Linked DNA regions of Homo sapiens: region 1 is linked to region 2. A link is a contact called in ENCODE Hi-C or POLR2A ChIA-PET data. All regions are on one chromosome and are shown on one strand. Each heading gives the region's core, a stretch centred on a gene start or an enhancer-like site at or near the end of the contact. The rest is flanking DNA. Distances are from core to core; before and after follow the strand shown.

Region 1 (6,056 bases), core at 3,255-5,754, 180 kb after region 2:
CACTGGGCTCTACCAATCAGCAGGATGTGGGTGGGGGCCAGATAAGAGAATAAAAGCAGGCTGCCCAGCCAGCATTGGCAACCCGCTCCGGTCTCCTTCCATGGTGTGGAAGGTTTGTTTTTTCGCTCTTTGCAATAAATCCTGTTATTGCTTACTCTGGGTGCACACTGTTTTTATGAGCTGTAACACTCACTGTAAAGATCTGCAGCTTCACTCCTGAGCCCAGTGAGACCACGAGGCTACCAGGAGGAGCAAACAACTCCAGACGCGCTGCCTTAAGAGCTGTAACAGTCACCGCGAGAGTCTGCAGCTTCACTCCTGAGCCAGCGAGACCACGAACCCACCAGAAGGATAAAACTTCGAACACATCTGAGCATCAGAAGGGACAGACTCCAGACGCGCCACCTTAAGAGCTGTAACACTCACCGCGAGGGTCTGCGGCTTCATTCTTGAAGTCAGTGAGACCAAGAACCCACCAATTCCGGACACATCAAGAGGCTGAGGCAGGAGAATCGCTTGAACCCAGGAGGCAGAGGTTGCAGTGAGCCAAGACTGCGCCATTGCACTCCAGCCTGGGCAACAGAACGAGACTCTGTCTCAAAAACAACAACAAAAAACAAGTTCTGTTATTTGCTTTCTCTGCCCTACCTGTCCTTTCATCCCCATTGCCATCACCCTAGCCTGTCACTAATCCCTTTGCTGTTGCAACAACTGCGATACCTGTGTCTCCTCCTCCTCCACTTCAACCCACACCTCACACCACATCTGTGTTGATTGTCTAACCCATTGTCCACATCTGTGTTCATCGTCCAACACCCACCCTACTTTGTGTGCGAAGCTCCCCATTGCCTACACGGATAAAAGGTTCAAGGCCCCAAACTTCCTCTCAGTCAACCCGTATTAGCTGATGACCTACTGTATGCAAAGCACTCCTCCGAAATCTGCTTCAGCCTAAGGGGTGTGATCACAATGGCCACCAATTGTCCTTGAGGGTTGCAGCAGGCTCTTTACTCACATTGTATCATGTAATCTGTTTTTTTGGAGAGGGAGTCTTGCTCTGTCGCCCAGGCTGGTGTGCAGTGGTGCGATCTCGGCTCACTGCAACTTCCACCTCCTGGGTTCAAGCGATTCTCCTGTCTCAGCCTCTTGAGTAGCTGGGACTACAGGCATGCACCACCACGCCCAGCTAATTTTTGTTGTTGCTGCTGCTGTTGTTTGTTTTTTTGAGATGGAGTTTCCCTCTGTCGCCCAGGCTGGGGTGCAGTGGTGTGATCTCAGCTCACTGCATCCTCCACCTCCTGGGTTCAAGCGACTCTCCTGCCTCAGCCTCCCGAGTAGCTGAGATTACAGGCACCCACCACCATACCCAGCTAATTTTTGCATTTTTAGTAGAGACAGGGTTTCACCGTGTCGGCCAGGCTGGTCTCAAATTCCTATGCTCAAGTGATCCTCGCATCTTGGCCTCCCAAAATGCTGGGATTATAGTGGTAAGCCACCACACCTGGCCCACCCTTCCGCCCTTCCTTTCCTTTCCTTCCTTCCTTCCTTCCTTCCTCTCTTCCTTCCTTCTTTCCTCCCTCCCTCCCTTCCTTCCACAAACATGTATTGAGAGCCTACTATGTGTCAGGGACTGTGCTAGGCACTGAGGCTAGAGCAGAGGCAGAGGGCCCTGCCCTCCTGCACTTGGCATTCTCGATCATTCATACCTTCCTGCTTTTGTGCCCTTAGTGCATGCCCTTCCCTCTGTCTGGATTGTCTTCCTCATGCCTCTTCACCAAAGATCAACGCCATCATCAGGGCCCAACTGAAATCTCACCTCCACCATGCAGCCCTGACCACCCCGCCCAGTGATTGCTCTCTAAGAGAATCCATTAAATACTTATCATCTGGACAGCGCATTTGGCACATGTCAGATGTTCTGGCACTCTTAACTCTCATGTTTATATATGGATCCTATCACTCAGGAAACATTTCCATTCTCCTCAAGAAACATTAACTGGGTGCCTCCTATATATTTTAGCAGTGGTAAACATAATGAAACTTTGTGGTGCCTCTTTCAGTTACAACAGCTTTCATAACTATTTTATCATTTGGTTTTCACAAAACACCATCACTTCCATTTTATGCTTCAATTTAAAAAAATATAATGTATACCCCAGCTAGAATAGCTATTGTCAAAAAGACAAAAAAAAAAAAATGCTAGGGAGGATGCAGAGAAAAGGGGACTTGTACATTGTTGATGAGAATGTAAATCAGTACAGCCATTATGGAAAATGGTATGAAGGTTTCTTAAAAAAAAAAAAACAAACTACAAATAGGACTACCATATGATCCAGCAATTCCACTCACTACTGGATATATACCCCCAAAAAGGAAATCAGTGTATTGAGATACCTGCCTCCCCATGTTTATTGCAGCACTATTTACAATAGCTAAGATATGGAATCTATCTTAGTGTCCATCAATGGATGAATGGATAGAGAAAATGTCACACAGACACAGCAGAATATTATTCAGCCATAAAAAAGAATGAGATCTTGTCATTCATGACAAGATGGATGAGCCTGGAGGACATTATGTTAAGTGAAATAAGTCAGGCATGTTCTGCATGTTCTCACTTATATGTGGGAGCTAAAAAAAACTCCTGAGCTCATAGAAGTAGAGAGTAGAATTATGATTATTAGAGGCTGGGAAAGGTAGAGGGGAGGGGAGGATAGGGAGAGGTTGGTTACAAAGTTACAGCTAAATCGAAGGAATAAAGCTGGGTGCAGTGGCTCATGCCTGTAATCCCAGCACTTTGGGAGGCTGAGGTAGGTGGATCACTTGAGGTCAGGAGTTCGAGGCCATCCTGGCCAACCTGGTGAAACCCCATCTCTACTAAAAATACAAAATTAGCTGGGTGTGGTGGTGAGCGCCTGTAATCCCAGCTACTCATGAGGCTGAGGCTGGAGAATCGCTTGAACCCAGAAGGTGGAGGTTGCAGTGAGCCGAGATGGCACCACTGCACTCCAGCCTGGGCAACAGAGCGAGATTCTATCTAAAAAAAAAAAAAAAAAATGTGTACTGTTAAAAATGTAATTTAAATTACTTACTTCATGGATAAGTATGTTCTCATGAACATTAAAACATTATAAATCTGGCTATCATTGTAGATCTGACCACCGCTACCCTACTCCAGACTCCCTCAGAGATACAGAAGAGGAAACTGAGACTCAAAGAAGTGACATGGTGTGCCCAAGGCCACACAGCTAGTGCCTGTGGGGGATTTTCTGATTCTAAATCTCTCTCTGTTTTTTTTCTTTTTTGAGACGGAGTCTCACTCAGTCGCCCAGGCTGGAGTGCAGTGGTGCAATCTTGGCTTACTGCAACCTCCACTTCCCGGGGTTCAAGCAATTCTCCTGCCTCAGCCTCCCAAGTAGCTGAGACTACAGGCATGCGCCACCACGCCCTGCTAATTTTTTTTTTTTTTTTTTTTTTTTTAGTAGAGACAGGATTTTACCTTGTTGGTCAAGCTGGTCTCGAACTCCAGACCTCAAATAATCCACCCACCTTGGCCTCCCAAAGTGTTGGGATTACCGGCGTGAGCCACCGCGCCCAGCCTGACTTTAAATCTCTTGCTATTCTAATTTTTCTACACTGCCTCCCATCACCACAAGAATCCTTTCTATTCCTCACTGTGTCCCTGGTGCCCAGCACAGGGCTCTGCACCAAAGCTGGGGCTCAGCAAATATTTCCATATCAATGGATTCCCTGGCAGAGGGTTTCCTTTGCACGAAGGCATTGCCTTCTGAGGTGGGCTACACCGACCTCATTTGGTCAGTGAAGGCTCGAAGTGGCAACTGAGGCCATGCAGGCATCCTCCCAGGTGTCCCTTCTGCCACCCCAGGGCTTGGCGACATCAGGGATCCTGAGAGTCTCCTTTGGGAGCCAATACAGTGAGACCCAGTAGAGGTACACCAGGTGTTTGCTGGGCACACGCTATGTGGCTGCCGGTATGCCAATGGCCGTGTGTGACTCGGGGGAGAAATGCAAAGTATGATATTGTTGAGCCAAGATTTGTCCCATACGTAGGACACAGTGACCAGCCAGCACATATCCAAGTTCTAAATTATGCAGTGCTGATGATGCTTTGGGGGTTCAGGGGAGGAAGAGCTTGGCTGGAGCGGCCAGGGTAGACTTCTTGGGGGCGGTGGGTTTAGCTGAGCTTGGTGGAAAGCGGTCTGCGTGGAGGACACAGCTCTTCCAGCGGAGTCGGCCGCGGTGCCCAGGCCGAGGCGAGAAGCAGCGCGCCCTCTGCAGGCAGGTGCGAGAGGCGGCCGGAGACCCGCCTGGGCACGTGGACTGGAAAAGGAAGGAGTCGGCCATCGGCTGCTGCCGCTGCGGCTGCGCTGCGACTTTTTCAGCCTGTCTGTCTCAATCCAGCCTTGCACTTCGGCGACTTTCAACCGCCATTAGGCCTGCAAAAGCCGCGTTTTTTCCCTCAGGGCGTGCCCTGCCCTCCTCTCTCCTAGTTGTCTGCAGCTCCCCGCCTGGCGGGCCGGGCCATTTCCTTCTGCTGCTACTCGGCATAGTCCTAGCGGACTGTTTTAGCCACCGCGCTGAGAGCGCTCTTTACAAAGTTTCCCAGATTACAAAACCGGCGCCTAAAGGGAAGGGGCCGACTCTGAGAGAGCCCGTAGTTATTTAACAAACACTTAAGCGCATATTATATGCTAGGCTTTGTGCCAAGCGCCTCGCAAATATTAATTTATTTCATCCTCACTACAGTGCCAGGCAAGTAGTGTTCTTGACCCCATTTTCCGGCTGAGCAAGGTGAGGCAGTGAGACTTAGAATCTTGCTCACCATTTCACAGCTGGAAAGGGGCGGAACCATGCTCTTAACCACTGCACCAAGCGCCTCTCCAGGGGCTCCTCACATGGGTAGGTCCCCAAGCAGGCCGATGGTCCCTAAAGAGCTTGAACCCCTCCCTTCCTCTGGGCCTCCGTGGTTATTTTCCAGGCACCGCAGCATTAAGTGCTACTTTCTGACTCTCTCTAAGTTGGGGGGGGGTTCCCTTTGTTTTCAGGGTTTTCATCTGCAGGTGTTACACGTGGTTTGCCAGGTGCCTCGGTTTCCTCATCTGGGAAATGGTAATCTTAGCACCTGCATCATAAGGCCACTGAAAGGATTAAATGAGTATCCACAATTAAAAGAGTGCCTGGCCCATAGTCAAAGCTCAAGAAATGACAATGGATGTTACTACTGAGCAAGTCCGCTGCTGCACTCCTGGAGGCCTCCCACTCACAAGTGAGAGAGAACAAACTCTGCCTGCTTCCTGAGCACGTCAAAAAGGGCCACATTCACTCAAGGGTTCTCATGGGCTTTTAGTGGCTGAAATAGTCTTAGAAGCTGGGAACATTAGGCCCAGGTCTGGGAGCAGGTCTGGCCTAATCAGCCCTAATCAGTCACATGGGCGTGCAGTTGGCACAGCTCTATCGGCAGCGTCCTCAGGTGCCCCAGGAACATGTCTGTTCCTCTCCCCTTGGAGTGGCCTGAGTCATGTTGTGTGACAGCCACTGTTCAATATTGTCATCATCACAACCAGACATCCATCAGGCAATTACTATGTGGAGGGCTCTGTGTTAGGGGCTCATGACAAGATGGCCAGCACATGTGTGGCACAGGCCAGCATCCCATGAACACAGTATGGTAGAAGCCCTGGATGTGGAGTCAGCTGTTTTTCACACAGATTTCAGGAGGGGAGGGGTGTGTGCCAAGGTCCCGCCTCTCTGGTTCTCTAGCATGGACAACATAGCAGCAGTACAGGAACCAGTTGATTTCCCAACCCCTGCAATATCCAGATCTTCCCTGTAAGCCCAGGGTCTGGAAAAACAATAGCTGCAAGTCAAAAGGCCCCGGACATTTGCTGAATTATTATGTAAGAAAATGAAAAAGAAAGGCCCTGTACATTTATTGCTACAGAATTGTTCCCAGGTATCAAGTGGCTGGATCGAGCCAAAATTCATTCATGCCAATCAATAACCAATGCACAAACCCTACAACATGCCATTCATTC
Region 2 (6,496 bases), core at 1,186-3,685:
TCAAGGCCAAGGATCAATTGTTTCATCCCTTCATATCTGGGAAAGGCAGCTGCTTATTTGTCTAAAACAGGCTGCCAGCAGTGGTGTGCTGGTCAACGTCACAGCCCATCTCAGGAGAAAAACTGTTGTGGTTTGAAGCATCTGCTGATTTTGTTGGTGTCATTACTCCTGCCATGGCTGCTGTTAAGCTACCAACATGACATCACTGCACGTGGGCTTGGGAAGAGATGCAGGAAGCGGACGAGCCGGCTCCAGCACACCACTGCCTGCCAGGCCTCTGCAAGATCAGGAAGGAGAAAGGACAAGGTCACAGAGCCAGGCATAACCTTGTCCCTTTCCATAGGCTTCCTTAGCCAACCGGAGTTCCTGGAATGTTTCCTTTTGGGCACCTCCCTGTTGAACTCAGAGACGTTTCTCTGGGTTCAACATTCAGAACTGGAAGAGACTTTAGGTCCACAAGAACAGGGATTGTGGCTATCTTGTTCATTGCTGTATCTGCAGCTCCTATAACTGTGCCTGGCTCCTGTTAGAGTCTTTGTAAATACTCGTTGAATGACTGAATGAACAAACGTATCACGCCTATGCGTCTCGCTAGAGCACATTGGTTAAAAGCATGGACTCCAGCGTCGGCCTGCCTGGATTCAAATGCTGGCTCTGCCACTTACTAGTTTGTGACCTTGGACTAGTTACTTCTTCCACATTTTATTTTATTATTACTAGTTTTCAAAATAGACCTATTATGCTAAGTGAAGTAACTCAGGAATGGAAAACCGAACATTGTATGTTCTCACTCATAAGTGGGAGCCAAGCTATAAGGATGCAAAGGCATAAGAATAACACAATGGACTTTGGGGACTCAGGGGGAAAGGGCGGGAAGGGGGTGAGGAATAAAAGACTACAAATTGGGTTCAGTGTATACTGCTCAGGAGATGGGTGCATCAAAATCTCACAAATCACCACTAAAGAACTTACTCATATAACCAAATACCACCTGTCCCCAAAAACCTATGGAAATAAAAAATAAAACAGAGACAGGGTCTATGTTGGTCAGGCTGGTCTCGAATTCCTGGCCTCAACTGATCCTCCTGCTTCAACCTCCCAAAGTGCTGGGATTACAGGCATGAGCCACTGCGCCCGGCCCCTCCACATTTTATAGATGAGGAAAGTAAGGTGCAGAGATGCTGAGGAACTGGTGCAAATTTACACAGCTAGTAAGTGGCTTGGTTAACCCATCTATAAATTGAGGACAAATAGTAACATCTTCCTCATGGGCTTGCTGTGAGGAATAAATAAGAAAATATATGTAAAAAACTTAGAGCAGTGTCTGTAAACAATAGCTGTTATTACCAACGCTCTCATTTTATAGAAAAAGAGACTGGGACCCAGAGAGGGGAAAGAGCTCAGTTCATGTCACAAAGTAACTTAGTGATAACCTGGCTAGAAGTCTTTTCTTTTTCTTTCTCTGTCTCTCTCTCTGTCTCTCTCTCTCTCTCTCTCTGTCTTTCCTTTCTTTCTTAGACAGGATCTCGCTCTGTCGCCCAGGCTGGAGTGTGGTGGTGAGATCTCTGCTCACTGCAACCTCCGCCTCCCGGGTTCAAACGATTCTCCACCCTCAGCCTCCTGAGTAGCTGGGATTACAGGAGCCTGCCACCATGCACGGCTAATTTTTGTATTTTTAGTAGAGACGGGATTTCACCATGTTAGCCAGGCTGGTCTCCAACTCCTGACCTCAGGTGATCTACCCGCCTCGACCTCCCAAAGTGCTGGGATTACAGGCCTGAGCCACCGTCCCGCAAGAGCATAGTTTGAAAAAAAACATATTTCGTAGTACTCATATATGTTTTAATTTTTTTTAAAACTATTGTTTCCAGAATACTATCTACATTAAGCAAAGTGAGATGAAATCCTCTTGGCTGGTGGAGCATGCGTTAAAAACCTTACTATCCACTTGGAGGAGCCCTGGGAGGGCTGGGGGAGGAGGAGTGAGAAATTGACCCCTCGGGACTCCTCAGGTTTCCTGCTGGAATCGAATTGCCAAGTCTCCACCTTCCTGCAGGGGTGTGGAATCTGCTGACCTGATCCCAGTTAGGTCACGTGTGCCTCCCCCTCACAACACACTCACACTCAGTACTGGGCCCAGGGCAGCCGTGGGAGGGGCAGCATCCTAGGATCAGGCTGGGTCTGTGCCAGTCATTGACAGAAAGCCTCCCCGACCCCCAGGCTCTACACTGATGGAAAACTGGAACAGGAGCTCTCGATAGCCATAGGATGAGCTCGCTTGATTTTCTGCCCTCTCTACTATTGCATTTATCTCAATTCCCTAGACACCCGGGTGTTCTTTTCTTCCAGACGTTCATTATTTGGCATCTAATTTCCACAGCGCTTTTGTGCCAGCAGGCATTTGGGTGGTCATTTCTCCTGCTGTTCCTCCCAGCTCCCTGTCCTGCCCTGCCCGGCCCCCATTCCTCCAGCTGTGCAAACAGGGTGGGTCCCTCAACGCTGCGGTGCTGCCCCTGAGGCCTTCTGTGTGAACCTTGGGTTAGGCACTCTCGGGGGTACTGGAAGATGGCCCATCTCCTGCTCTCTGAGAATTCTTAGGATCGGGGAGCCAGGGTGCCCACTCTGGGTGCTGGGGAAACAGGACCCCCACTCCCTAGGAGCTACAGGGCATTCGGCAGGGAGCTCATGCAACAGAAGGGTTTTGGGAGTTGGGGGTAAGGATGGTTCTGTTCCATGTGCTCCCTTCTGTTCCATGGGAGGGAGTTGGGGGTAAGGATGTACATGGAAAATTCATCAGGCACATAGGAAGATGAGCTAAACTGTAGCTCAAACCTCAGTGCCCTCGAGAGGGGAGGTGAGTTAGGATGTGGGAGCCACACTGTGTTCCCACCTCCAAGGTGCTGGCCCCGTTTGCAGTTAAGGTGCACCCCAACTTTGGGTGAGGTGGGGTGTGATACATTCCACTGCTTGGCCAAGTCTGCCACCTCCCATGGCAAAGGCCCCACCTCATAAAATTCTTCTTGGGACCCAAATACTTCCTGTTCCTTTAGGGGAGGAAAAAGGGGGCCTCTTCTTCAAGAGTCTTTGCTGCTAATGGATATAGCAGACCCTGGCTTGAAACATGATCTGTGTGAGGAACCATTTCCCCACACTCTGGCAATTTACCAAGTTAGTCAGACCTGGCTATGAAATTGGGCTGGGGGGCCGGGTAGCCAGACTGAATTGAATGTTCTCCTTGTTCTCCCTCCCTCTCCCTGTCTCCCTCCTCTCTCTTATCTCTTCTCTCTCTCTCCCTTCTCTCTGTCCACACACAGAAAACTCTCATCATACACAGATATTTTAAAAGGCACCTCCTGCATTCATAGCTCATTATTTGGGATAAAAGAAGCAGGCTAGACACACCCAGAGTGGGGAGGGGAGATGGAGCATTTTCAGTTCTGCATCATGTAGCTCTAACCGTAGCCCTGAACCACCCTGCAGATGTGTGCTTTTGGTCGCAAGGCGGGGTTTGGCAGGCCACAATTTGCCCAATGCAAACCCAGTCCCGACTGTGAAGAGAAGTCGAGGCTCACATTCCCCCTGGGTTGGGGAGAGGAGAGGGAAAAACAGGGATGATGATAGCGGAATAAATGGGAGAGTAGTCTTTGTCTTCAAAGGGCAGGCCAGAGTAATTAATGATATCCTCTCTTCGAAGTGCCTGCCTCTCTACTGACTCTTTTTTTTTTTTTTGAGATGGAGTCTCACTCTGTCGCCCAGGCTGGAGTGCAGTGGCGCGATCTCAGCTCACTGCAAGCTCCACCTCCTGGGTTCACGCCATTCTCCTGCCTCAGCCTCCCAAGTAGCTGGGACTACAGGCACCCACCATCACGCCTGGCTAATTTTTGTATTTTTTTAGTAGAGACGGGGTTTCACCGTGTTAGCCAGGATGGTCTCGATCTCCTGACCTCGTGATCCACCCACCTCGGCCTCCCAAAGTGCTGGGATTACAGGCGTGAGCCACCGCGCCTGGCCCTCTCTACTGACTCTTTAATTCCTGGTATTCCTGAGTCACTTGGGGTGGGCTGAGGGGTCAAATACAGCCTGGATCTGTAGAGATTATAAGCAGCGCCCAGCCCAGTTTGTGGCCTCATATCAGATTCCTGTTTAGCCCCCTTGTCACCAACTCCTGACTTCTTGTGATGTCCCATTCCCTGAAGTCTTGTTGGCTCCTGACAGTGGCTTGGTATCCCTTGATCTCCCAGGAATAAGCTTCCAAAACCTTCACCAGTCTGCCACAGCCTTTCCCCTACTGGTTTCCCTAGTGTGAAGTTCAAGACTTTTAAAATTCCAACAGTTTGACTTATTAGTATCTCGCAGCCTAGTAGTTAAACAAATAAATGGCTAGTTTGTTTAAAATTTAAGGATAAGGGCCGGGCACGGTGGCTCATGCCTGTAATCCCAGTACTTCGGGAGGCCGAGGCAGGTGGATCACCAGAGGTCAGGAGTTTGAGGCCAGCCTAGCCAACATGGTGAAACCCCATCTCTACTGAAAATACAAAAATTAGCAGGGCATGGTGGCAGGCACCTGTAATCCCAGCTACCTGGGAGACTGAGGCAGGAGAATCACTTGAACCCGGGAGGCAGAGGCTGCAGTGAGCCGAGATTGCGCCACTGCTCTCCAGCCTGGGCAACAGAGCGAGACGCTGTATCAAAAAAAAAAAAAAAAAAGAAGAAGAAGAAGAAGAATTTTTGTGGCCTGCTGGGTCTCCCCACCCCGCCCCTCTTAGTTAAAAACGGTCTCACTGAAAGTTCAACCGTTCAACCAGGCTGGGAGGATAAGCCAGGAGCCTGCACAGTTTTCACCGTGGGGAGGCACATCTGGGGCATCCCCAGAGGGCTGTTTAGGCCTGGCAGGGAGGAGAGGTGGGGACTGGGATGAAAGGATATTTGTTTGACAAGGGACCGCTGTCTTTTTTTTTTTTTTTTTTTTTGAGATGGAGTCTCACTCTCTTGCCCAGGGTGGAGTGCAGTGGCACGATCTCAGCTCACTGCAACCTCTGCCTCCCCTGGTTCAAGTAATTCTCCTGCCTCAGCCTTTCCGTAGCTGGGATTACAGGCGCCTGCCACCATGCCTGGCTAAATTGTGTATGTATATATATATTTTTTGGTAGAGACAGGGTTTCACAATGTTGGCCAGGCTGGTCTCGAATGCCTGACCTCAAGTGATCTGCCTGCTTCAGCCTCCCAAAGTGCTAGGATTACAGGTGTGAGCCACCACGCCTGGCCACTGCTGTCATTTTTTAAAAAAATTTAAAATAGTCCTCTAATTTTTATGACAAAAACTATACATATTCCACTTAGAAAACTTGGGAAATATAAAAAAGCATAAAGAAAGGGATGAAAACCACACATAAGATCACCACTCAGAGATAGCCATTGGTAAGAGTATATTGTATTTCCTCCCAGTCTTTTTTTCTAGGCATAGCTATATCTCTCCATTGCTGCCTATAACATAATTTCTTTTTCTGACTATAAAAGCAACGTATACTTGGCCAGGTGCGGTGGCTAACGCCTATAATCCCAGCACTTTGGGAGGCCGAGGCGGGTGGATCATGAGGTCAGGAGTTTGAGACCAGCCTGGCCAAGATGGTGAAACCCCATCTCTACTAAAAATACAAAAATTAGCTGGGCACGGTGGCGGGTGCCTGTAATCCCAGCTACTCGGGAGGCTGAGGTAGGAGAATCGCTTGAACCCGGGAGATGGAGGTTGCAGTGAGCCGAGGTCATGCCACTGCACTCTAACCTGGGTGACAGAGCAAGACTCTGTCTCAAAAACAAACAAACAAACAAACAACAACAAAAAAAACAATGTATACTCAAGGTAAAATTTCCAAATGACAGAAAAAAGTTGGAAGAATAAAATGAAAATTACCTCAATTCTACTATCTGAGATGACTACTACTGATCCGTCTGTATAGTTCCTTTCAGTCTTTTTCATTTAACTGACATCATATAGTTCATCTGCTTCTGCTTTTTGCTTTATGTTTTATCATGTTCATTTTCCCGTGTCAACAAATGTGTATATGAAACATGATGTGTAAGGGCTGAATAGTCACTATGTGAACAGACCATAATTTATCCTTTTGCTTTTCAGGAGAGACAGGTTTGGGCAAGTCCACCCTCATGGACACCCTGTTCAACACCAAATTCGAAGGGGAGCCAGCCACCCACACACAGCCGGGTGTCCAGCTCCAGTCTAATACCTATGACCTCCAAGAGAGCAACGTGAGGCTAAAGCTCACGATCGTTAGCACAGTTGGCTTTGGGGACCAGATCAACAAAGAGGACAGGTAAAGAAGGCGGTGGGGTGGGGTAGGGTGGGGAGGTTGGTAGAGGGCCGCAGAGAGGAGCTCACCACAGAGATCTTGAAGACAGCACAGATATCGGGCCCAAGCCTGTCCTCCCAGAATGGTGTGGGCAGCAGCAGGTACCTCCCAAGCATAGGCCCTGTCTGGTG

The links. Hi-C counts contacts between places; a loop is a spot of excess contacts on that map. ChIA-PET counts read pairs that join two places held with the same protein, here RNA polymerase II (POLR2A). Pooled maps may share reads with other maps.
Region 1: a loop to region 2 is called in a pooled map, with 2.2 times the contacts of the local background. The contact joins two enhancer-like sites. A Hi-C loop is called at or near these places in 1 of 50 pooled maps. POLR2A ChIA-PET finds 5 or more read pairs at or near these places in 5 of 52 experiments (HEK293, T-cell, activated CD4-positive, alpha-beta T cell and 1 more).

Annotation. Positions count from the first base shown.
Region 1 is chrX:119,481,084-119,487,139 of GRCh38, reverse strand. No RefSeq gene overlaps it. Among named protein-coding and RNA genes, the nearest start is that of SLC25A5-AS1, 15 kb to the right of the region's middle. RefSeq lists enhancers at 4,413-4,462, 4,513-4,612. Within about 2 kb of position 4,504, at least 23 of the 41 ENCODE cell types and tissues checked have a DNase peak (open chromatin) inside an H3K27ac peak, as active enhancers do.
Region 2 is chrX:119,663,315-119,669,810 of GRCh38, reverse strand. It overlaps SEPTIN6 (septin 6), which reads left to right. Exons shown (of 11, transcript NM_145799.4): 3 at 6,134-6,329. Among named protein-coding and RNA genes, the nearest start is that of MIR766, 20 kb to the right of the region's middle. RefSeq lists an enhancer at 3,598-3,687. Within about 2 kb of position 2,435, at least 5 of the 41 ENCODE cell types and tissues checked have a DNase peak (open chromatin) inside an H3K27ac peak, as active enhancers do.